2 separate regions of the Mus musculus genome follow, and region 2 is linked to region 1. A link is a loop called in an ENCODE intact Hi-C map of the cell type or tissue named here. Cell type or tissue: gastrocnemius. All regions are shown on one strand.

Region 1 (5,000 bases):
GTCTAGCTTCTGTCCCATCTGCCTTTCCACCTTTTATCTCCATAGGTGGAACATCATATGCATCATACCTAAAGCTACCTTCCCTCCCCTCCCACTCCCTCCCTTCCTCTTCCCTTCACTGATCCAACATTTATATACAGGTTTCCTGCGGACACCTTCTTCCTGGTTGCTCATGGGGAAACCTGGACCTGTTTGCCATGATTTCTCTTTCATCTACAGTACTCAGACTCTCAATTGCCTTACTCAGACTCTTCAATTTTTCTCAAATCTGTAATTTCTTTTTTTTTCATACTGTTCTTGACCCAGCCCATACCGTTCCTTGCCAAGACTGGTAAATTAACCTCAGAACTGAATGAAGGCAATGCCTCCAGTCTTCCTGCGTCGTTCCTCTATACTGACACCAGAACCATTGTGGTAATTGGTAATTCTATATACACAGAAAATAAAACAAGCATGTGGTTGCAGTTGACTCTTACCCATCCTCTGGCCTCACGTGTGGGCAGGCGTTCTGAGGTCTGCCCCAGCCCATCTTTGTGTTCACAAGTCACTTCTTCCGTCATGTGTAAACTCCAGGTATACAGAAGGGGCAGGTGCTCCCAGCACATGTCTCTCACTCAGGGGTGTCCTCTTCTCAACACTCTTTCCCACCTTCTTAATTTGGCCACTTCCTCAAGATGTAGTTCAAAATAATTCCTCCCCTAGAAAGCTTCCGTGAGTGTTCTGGCAGGAGCTATGAGTCCCCTCACCCATAGTAACGTGAACACAATGATATCACCCTTCCCAATTCATTCCATCAAAAGCACGGCACTCTTTAGGGTGAAAGTCACAATTGCTGTATCCTACACGTCTAGCAGAGTGCTGGGATTTAGGGGACCTTTGTCAAACGTGTATGTGCTCAACTGAATCCATGAAGAAGGGACAGATATGCCCTTTGTAGCCAAACAATACAGTACATGGAAATCTATCCATACAAAAGTGATCCATCACAGTACCTTCTAAACAAAAGACATTGTTCAAAAAGGTCTCCTGCATCTTTATTGACTTCTTGGAAAAGCCTCTCCTGCAGTCCAGGCTGACTTTGAGCACACTGTCGTAGCCATAGAAGGCTCCTTAAACTCTTGATCCTGCTATCTCCATTTCACATGGGCTGGAATTACAAGTGTGTATCACAATAGCCAGACTATTTTTTTTTACTCTTAGACAGGAATATAATGTAGAAAATAAAACAAGCAATAGTGCCAAATCTCGTCACTGGAATACAAAAAATATTTGAACATTTGCCTTTCTAGAGTTTGTGAAATTTTTTTGAAATAAATTACATGCATGGGCTCTTGAACAAATATGTACATTATAAAATATGTGCAAAACTCAAAAGGTTGAAAGGGTGGACCCAGTATTAAATTGGTTCAATGTTTTCCTTCTGTACTCCAGTTCATCATCATATGCATCCCATGGGGTAATAACAAAATGGGAGTATTCTAAATCCTTCAACCAGCTGAATGGAAATTTAAATCCTCATATAGAGGCAGGCATTCTTTTGTTTTGAAATACTGACAGTACTGAAGCACAAGACAGTTGTGCATCAAAACCCATTTTTTCCTGCTGCACCTGACAAAAGTTGTGGCTGGAAGACCCTAAGTAGGAATTAAGAGTACTGGTGTTACAGGAAACTGGAATTAATTGTCACCTTCGCTCCTTTCTAATTGGGTTACTTCATGCCAATCATATAACATCTCTGCATCCATTTCCTCATCTATATACAACAGAAGCAATAAAGTAACATTAAGATCATGGGTTAATTTATCTGGGGTACCAGAAACAGAAGATGCAGAATATAAGTACATGATGTATGTTCAACAAATTTGTCCATACTATATTATACTTTGTTTATAGAAAGTAATAGGGAGCAAGGCCAAGATAGGTCAGTCAAATCTATGATTTTCAAAAGGTTTTCATTCCAGCTTGTAGACTGTTGCATTGCTCTTGGCTCTACAGAGGTGAGTTTCCAGCCTGGCCCTTTCATACCTACCTTCAGACTACTAATAGTTGATCCCAAGGAAATGTCATTCTACTATTTTCCCGGTTGGCCTGACAGATGGGTTGATGATCACTGGGCCTTCAAAATGAAAAGGAGCTAATTAGACAAGAGGGGGGGAAAGCATGGTCTGGAAGAAAGAAGCTCCGAGACAATATTGGTCATGCATGGTATCAAAGCTCACCGTGATCTTCCTCACTGATCTTCCTCACTGTTGAGAGAACCATGTGGTCCAGGACTGGAAGTAGGTATGTTCCAGCCAGTGGCACTTCGTTCACAGTGGGTAGGCACCAATCAGGGATGGTGCTGCCCTCCAGCCTCCAAATCCAGGCACAAATCCTTGGCCACAGTCTGCTGAATACCTCAGGGCTTGTTTCAGGCTCCCACCCCTCTCTAAAGACAGCACTCTCGAGACATTGGGGTGCTCTGCATTCTCAGAAGCTTGGAGCCTAGTAAGTAAAGGTCCAGGAGCTTCCATGGAAGTTTATTACACAGAACTCACTCCCTTACATCTTACACCAAACTTTCCTTGGAAGGTCTGATAGCTTAACACATAAAAAGGTCTTTGAACTAGACATATAAAATTAGGTTTACAAGGGTGACGTTCTCCCCCACCCCAAGTGAGGGAGACTTTTCACATGTAGTCTTAATACAACTCTAGCCTAGAGCACATGTGCTCTGTAAAGGGGATGAGACTGTATTTGAAATAGTTACAAAAATGTTTGTGAAGTGAGCCTTGCTCATCCTGTTTAAGAGCTGCCAACCTTTCCACCACGGAAAGAGGAGGCCTCTTTGCAGCAAAGGAATCCTCCAAAAGTCAGAAGAACTCTTCCACACGGAAGTCAGGGAGAAACCATTCTGTCAGTTTCATCTATGCTGGCAGACACTGCCCCACTCTGGTTGAACTCAGCAACAACCACCGGAAACTTTTCAGTTCAGTGGTCCTGACACACGGATACCTGCCCAATGACTTTGATCGCCTGAAGGGAACTAATTTGTGTCTTAGGACAACCGGTCCAGACAGAAAATCCCAGAGTTCAGCAAAGAAGACCTTCATCCATTATTAAAGTAAAGCCAGGCTGACTACGCTTTGGAGGCAGGCTTGCTGGCTTATGACCGCAGTGTCTTCTCCCCTCTGCTTGAAATAAAAGCACACACACAGTGGTATGTAGTGTGCCTGGCAGGGCCTCTAGGTTTCTGAGTCCAGGGAAATAGGGCTGGGAATCTTGGAGTCTGCTGATGAATGGAGGGGCATGAGAGTCTTGGAGGAGCTGGAGGAGCAAGGGTAAAATGTGGGAGTACTAGCCCAGACTGGAATTATTGCCCTTGCATAGGGTAGTAGACTAGGGGCTCCTCTTACCACAATTGGCAGTAGTTATTGTCTGATAACTCCTTTTCCACACTGGCTGCACCGGGGCCACTGGGGCAGCAGTGAAAACCTGCTATGTCAGACTTGGGCCATGCTTCTCCTGCAGGCATGGGCATGGTAGCTAAGCATCAGCACTGAAAAGCTTCAGGGACACTCCCAGACAGAACAAGAGTTGTTGCTTTCTGCTCCATGCCCATAGTAGCCAGGCAAGTCCAGACTAACCAGGTTCCCTGATGCCGAGGTGTGCACAGGCCAGAAGAGGGTGCAGCGTCTTTGAAATGTGTGGGCAGCCTCACTAGCCACATTTTGCACCAGCACTGTGTGTCCATAGAGCCCTGTTCCTTCCAACCACAGGTTCAGGGCTACCACCACTTCTGTCCCCTAAGCCAAAAATATCATAGCAGACCTGAGCTATGGTAGCACAGACTTTTTAATACCAATTGTCAAGGCAAGAGGCAGGGTGATCTTGGAGGAGTTTGGGACCAACAATGGGCCACACAGAAAAACCATGGTGTAAAACCACCCAAACATACCAACTACAACACTGGGGGCCAAGGGTTGATTGTGCTAGGCACTAAGAGTCAACACTTGCAATGTAGTCCTAGACCTGACACTGTGAAGGCCACAGGTTCTCTGTATTTTGCTGCTAGTACAGTTTGAGGAGTTTGGGATTTAGGATTTTAGTTTTGTTTTTGTTGTTGAGATTTTTGTTTTATTTTGCTTTAGATTTGTTGTTGTTGTTTTGATGGTGGGTTTTGAGGATTTTTCTGGGTGTTTGAGGGAATGGGATGGATCAATGGGCCTACGGAGACCTCTATTTGAGATAGAGAGGGAATAGGGGACAGGGTAACCAGAGGGAACAACTTGAACAAGCTCACCTCTAGGGCTTCAAGGGAAAGGCCTAAAAGAGACCAAAGTACAGCATGAAGCTGTGTCCTAGGATTTCTGAAACTGAATCACATTGCTTCATAGAGATTAAGGGCGTGGGGGGCCTGAAGGAGCAATGGAGTTGTGATAAGGCTGGGTTCACACCTCCCTGTCTTTTGTAGCTTCTGTTAGAGAACAATTTGCCTGTAAGCTGCAATTTTTCTTGGGTTTAAAAAAAAAAGTACTGAACACACTATAGAGAAAGTACTACATGTGGCCCTAGGAGACAGGATCAGAGGAGATTTGAGGATCAAACGTGACTGTTATCACCTTCTGTATACTTTCAGACAATATTGATGGCTCCTAGGCACATATCTCCTAAACCAGCTTCTCACCTGCTCTCTTCCTGGAAGTGAAGCATATTATACTTGGCTTCCCAACTGTGTATACAACATCCTCAGGAGCCTAGGGGGCAGTCTTCACCATCCTCACACCCCAAATGCAAGCTTCATGGCACTCTGGCCTCTTGCCAGGCTAAGAATATTCTGATCCCTAACCAGGTATTCTGGAGCCCCCAATCCAGATAGCAGAAGTACCAATTTCTAGTGCCCTTGTAGGTCCTTAACCTTGATATTTCTGTCCTGAGAAAGAAAATAAGAAAGGTAGACATTAAGAAGCTCTGCCCAGGCATGGAAGAGGGGGTAGAGACTGAATGGCCAACCAATAACT
Region 2 (5,000 bases), 210 kb before region 1:
AGGTTTAGGGAAGGGATGGCGTGTACAAAAAGAATTGGGGATCTATAATGTTTGTGAGAATGCAAACAATCCAGTGTGAAGGAAAAGAGGTGGAAAGGGAAGTTCAAAATTGATTTGTGGGGCTGGAGAGATGACTCAGCTGTTAAGCACACTTGCTGAACAATCACAAGGACTGCAGTTCAGATCCCAGCACATATATAGCAAGTCAGGAGCACTGCAAACAACAGTACTCCCAGCTCCAGGAGATCTGATGCCCCTTTCTGGCCTCCATGTGTGCATAGGCATGCACACTTGCTCCCATATGAGTACATGCACTCATACACAAATTAGTAAAATAAATCTTTAAAAAAATTGTCTTTAAACTTGATAAGTTTGACTACATGTACAACCTGGATTTCGTTCCTTAAAATGAAGTGACATTACAGAAAGTTATTAATCAAGGGAAAGATGGCACTACTTCCAAGGTGAAGCATGAGACAGGGAGTTACTGCTTTCATATAAGACTATTTAGTAAGCCCAGATATAGTTTTTGGGAGATAGGAATTACTGTATAGCAGGGATCCGCAAACAAAGACTAGTGAGGTTCCATCTAATAGCAGTTTGACCAGGCTTAACATTGCTTCTATGACAAGATACTCTCACTAGCAGCAATTGCTCAGTCAATGCTGGTAAAGGGAGTAAACAAATGTGCACTGCTTCTCCTCTTTAAGGACTTCCTATGGATGTAAGTAGGAGGCTTTGAAAGCCCACAAATTGTGCTGCTGATTAACCCCCTGACTTACGATGCATATGGAGCTCCCAGTTTAAATCAGAATGAAAGAGGACTACTTTTCTCTGCTCCAATCATGCTAGACAATAAGCAACTCATTATCTAAGAAAAATGATGGAAACAGTGTCCATGGTATGTCTAGGTTTTGAGTGAAGGCTAGACATAAGGAAATAGAAGCCAGTCAGATATATGTCACAATGCCACAGCTATATTATGTTTGGTGCCTTCAGCTCCAGTCTCTTACTGGCTATAGGTCCATTCACAGGTGCTAGCTCACTTTGGTGCTGCTGAGTCCTAAGGTGGGAGGGATACATTGGGTTTGATGTCCTTAGCATCATTATCCAAAGACTAAGACTCAATGTAAGTAGCATATTTGAAGGTAGCTTCAAAAGCAATGCTTGGAAAATGACAAAGTGGGAAGAGGAGGGAAGGATGGCACAACTACCGTGTTTTGAATAAGAGTGGAGAGGACTTCCATTAGAAGCTGGGAGGGACAGTAGTGATCATGATAATCAAAGTAATCTGGAATAAAGGACAAGAAGGAAGCTGGGTTATTTCTTATCCAAGTATAAGAAACCTGGATAATATTTAGAATCTCTTTGTGTCTGTTTCAAAGCACAAATATGATGGTCAGGTCTTCTAGAGTGGAGAGTTGTGGTGGTTGAATGAAAATGGCCCCTATGAGCTTATAGGGAGTGACACTATCAGGAGGTGTGGCATAGTTAGAGGAAGTATGTTGCTAGGGGTGGGCTTTGGGGTTTCAAATGCTCAAGCCAGGTCCAGTGTCACTCTTTTCCTGCTGCCTGCCAATCCAGATGTAGAACTCTCAGCTACCTCTCCAGCATCATGTCTGCCTGCATGTCACCATGCTTCCTGCTATGATGATAATGGACTAAATCCCTGAACTGTAAGCCAGCCCCAATTAAATATTTTCCTTATTAAGATTTGCCACTGTCACTGTGTCCCTTCACAGCAATAGAAACCCAAAGACAGAAGTGATGGACCAAAGAATATTACATGGAAAAGCTATGGGCAGTAAGGCTTTGTAGTATTTTCATGATTCTCACAGTTGTCCTCTAAAACCTTTTCAAATAAACATAGAGACCACACACAAAGAGCAATCACAAGTGGGGAGGGAGGGAGAAACCTGGGAGGGAAGGTGAACTGGGGTTGGGGGTTGGGGCAGAGGGAAACCTGATCTGATATTCAGTGAGGGAAAAGGACTGAAGCCCTGGGGGCCAGCAGAGAGAGTGGAAACTGGCACCCTCTCCGGAGGTAGAAGGTTGGATGCACCAGAAACCTGGGAGGTGAGAAACTCTCAGGACTCAAATCGAGGGACCTTAGATGAAATGCCCAATAGTAGGGAGAGAGAACTTATAGATCCCACCTCCCAGCAGGAAGACAGGGCATCAAATGAGGGAGAGGGGGGCCAACCTACAGTCACACCTCTGACCCTCTGTTCCTGTCTGAAAGAATTACAGGGATTGAAATGAAGAGGAACCTGAGGAAAAGAAGGTCCAGCGACAGGCCTAAAGTGGGATCCAGCTCAAGGGGAGGTCCCAAGGCCTGACACTATTACGAGGCTATGGAGCACTCACAAAAAGGGATCTATCATGACTACCCTCTAAAAGACCCAACAAGCAGCTGAAAGAGTCAGATGCAGATATTTGCACCCAACCAATGGACAGAAGCAGCTGGCCACTGTTGTTGAATTAGGGAAGGCTGAATTCAAGAAGCTGAGGAGAAGGGTAACCCTGTAGGAGGACCAGCAGTCTCAATCTGGACCCCCAAGATGTCTCAAAAACTGGACCACCAACCAGGCGGCATACACCAGCTGATATGAGGCCCCCAACACACATACAGCAGAGGACTTCCGGGTCTGTGTTCACTCAGAGATGATGCACCTAACTCTCAAGAGACTGAAGGCCCCAGGGAATTTAGAGGTCAGGTGGGGTGGGGGATGGGGACGTCCACGTGGAGACAGGGGAATGGGGAGGAAGTATGGGATGTGGAACAGTTGGAGGGTGGATGGAGGGATGAAGGAATGAAATATGGAGTGTAAAATAAATAAATAAATAAATAAATTTTTTAAAAAAGAAAAAGTAAGGATTTCTTCTTTATAACTTAAAAAAAAAAGTGTGGTCTTGCCAGGTGCTGTGTGTGTATATATATATATGCATATACATATATAGAAAATGGAAGGAAACAAGAAGCAAAGAAAAGAAGCAGAAAGTGAAGTGGTCCTGAAATAGGAAAAGCAGAAGAAGAAGAGAACTGGGAGAACACTCCAAACAATATGAGTGGTTATGGATCTCGTAGAAGCCTGGGAAGTGACTTCTGTATTAAACAATCACTCTACAGTTTTGATCATGAAACAACAATCTTCCCTGTAATAAACTCCAAAGGCAAGTATGAAAATTGCCAGAGGAACAATCTAAGGGGTAGATTAAAGTCAAAGAGATTATCATATTAGTATCAGGCTATTTGCCCAGGAGAAAGCTCTTTTCTGCAGTGTGGGAGCAGGATAAGATGAGTTGTGAATACCCAGCAGATTTTCCCCCAAATTTACAATGTACATGGAGCCAACACCCCAGAAGCATCCAGGGATGAAGAAGACCCACGAATGTCTGATGGGGGTGTGTGTGCACATTTTGTAGTATAGATGGTCCTTAAATTATGTCCCAGCTTTTCCCCAATAAACCTATTGTAAGTTAAAACTCTCCTATAAGTCTAAAGTGCACTGAATACCTAACCTACTGCCCCCGTAGCTTAGCAACACAGCACACTAGAGTATCAATTGTCTCCCCTTATGATTGCAGGTCTGTAAACTGTGGCTATTTACCAGTGCCCAGTATAACCGGAGAGTGTCACACTTCCCATTGCTTGCCAGAAAAAAAAGATCAAGTTCAAAATTCAAAATAAGATTTCTCCTGAAGAATCATTTATGAACCATTGAAAAGTTAAAAAATACATTTATGTCAAACCATCCTAAGTTACATACTATTTGAATTTAAAAATAGCAATTTTACTTAAAGCAAATTCGTTGTTCTTGCATTAGGTCCTAGAAGAAAGGTGATGCATAACAGCAAAGAGAGTGAACAAGTGAGGTTCAGGCAGTTTAGCAAAGTTTTGTCTCCTTGGACATGCGTCAGAATGTCCAAGGTTTCTTAAAGCTCATTTGACCCAGTCATGAAACTGTCTGAGTTAGCAGGTTTGGTGTGGCATGCAGAAATTGGCCAATGCCTATGGTCTGAGGATCAAACTTTGAGAACCACTTGGTCGACCAATGTTCACAGTTTAGACCAAAGATAATAAGCATATGCAAAACACAAAGTTTATGAAGCCTTGTCTAAAAACTGAGATAACAGATGTTAGCTACAAACTCTAGTTAAAAAGAGGAGGGTATTCTGAAAGGTTAATATGCCTTAGCTTAGCTGAATGAATATTTCTACCTCCTAGCAGCATGCTTGCATCTTAGAGGAGAGGACTTGCTGTGATGGCACCGTAATTCTCCACACTCCCTCAAGATGAAAGTGATGTATTTATATCTGCTCTATTAAAAGACACCAAGTAAAATGGGAACGCTATGTCAGCCACTGGCTTAGAATGCAGGTCATTCCCAGGCTCTGAATAGACTAGACACCTTCATATGAATCATGAACCCTCTGGAAATCCTTCGTTCCGCCCAGTAATTTTCTGTGCGTGGGGCAAGCATGATCCAGTGTCTCATATTTCCAGCCCATTGCAGAATCTTGCAGGCCAATTTTTTTTTACTGCATTAGCATTCAGGCAGTTTTGCTAGACATTAACTTCTCAGGAGTTACAAGTTGAACTAGAGTAGAATTACTTCTCAGCATATACAAAAACAAGATCTCCTTAGTCTGAAGCCATAAATTAGGCTGTTGGAAAGGAACATGGTAGTTCTTTGAGGTTACCAGGAGACACTTTAAGGACAGTTTTCACTGCAACAGGAGAAGGGCAGCTACTTAAGTCCCTGAGGGGGGGGGGGGCTTTTGCTCAGCTTCCACAGACCACCATTCTGTCTATATCATCTGTGTCTCCACATTTGTATTCATAGTCAGTTTAAAGCTCCTGGCTTTTGCTTTCACTTTCATTTTCATTGATGGTTTATTATAGATATTCCCATGTCAAAATGATAACGTCACAGACTGAATTAGACACAAGACACTGGAGAAGAATCTCTTGGAGCAGCTCTTTAATACAACTGAGG

What was found. Peaks named below come from ENCODE experiments on the same cell type or tissue, not always from the same donor. Only the 100,000 strongest peaks of a DNase experiment are listed, where the experiment ranks them.
Region 2: a loop joins it to region 1, with 5 times the contacts of the local background. A loop is called at or near these places in 8 of 42 quality-filtered maps.

Annotation. Positions count from the first base shown.
Region 1 is chrX:161,787,469-161,792,468 of GRCm38, forward strand. No RefSeq gene overlaps it. Among named protein-coding and RNA genes, the nearest start is that of Scml1, 42 kb to the right of the region's middle. In gastrocnemius, a CTCF peak has its summit at 2,937; DNase peaks (open chromatin) are centred at 2,927 and 3,493.
Region 2 is chrX:161,577,816-161,582,815 of GRCm38, forward strand. No RefSeq gene overlaps it. Among named protein-coding and RNA genes, the nearest start is that of Rai2, 140 kb to the right of the region's middle. In gastrocnemius, no CTCF peak of the experiment used is centred here; a DNase peak (open chromatin) is centred at 2,711; H3K4me3 peaks cover 1,261 bases; H3K27ac peaks cover 1,683 bases.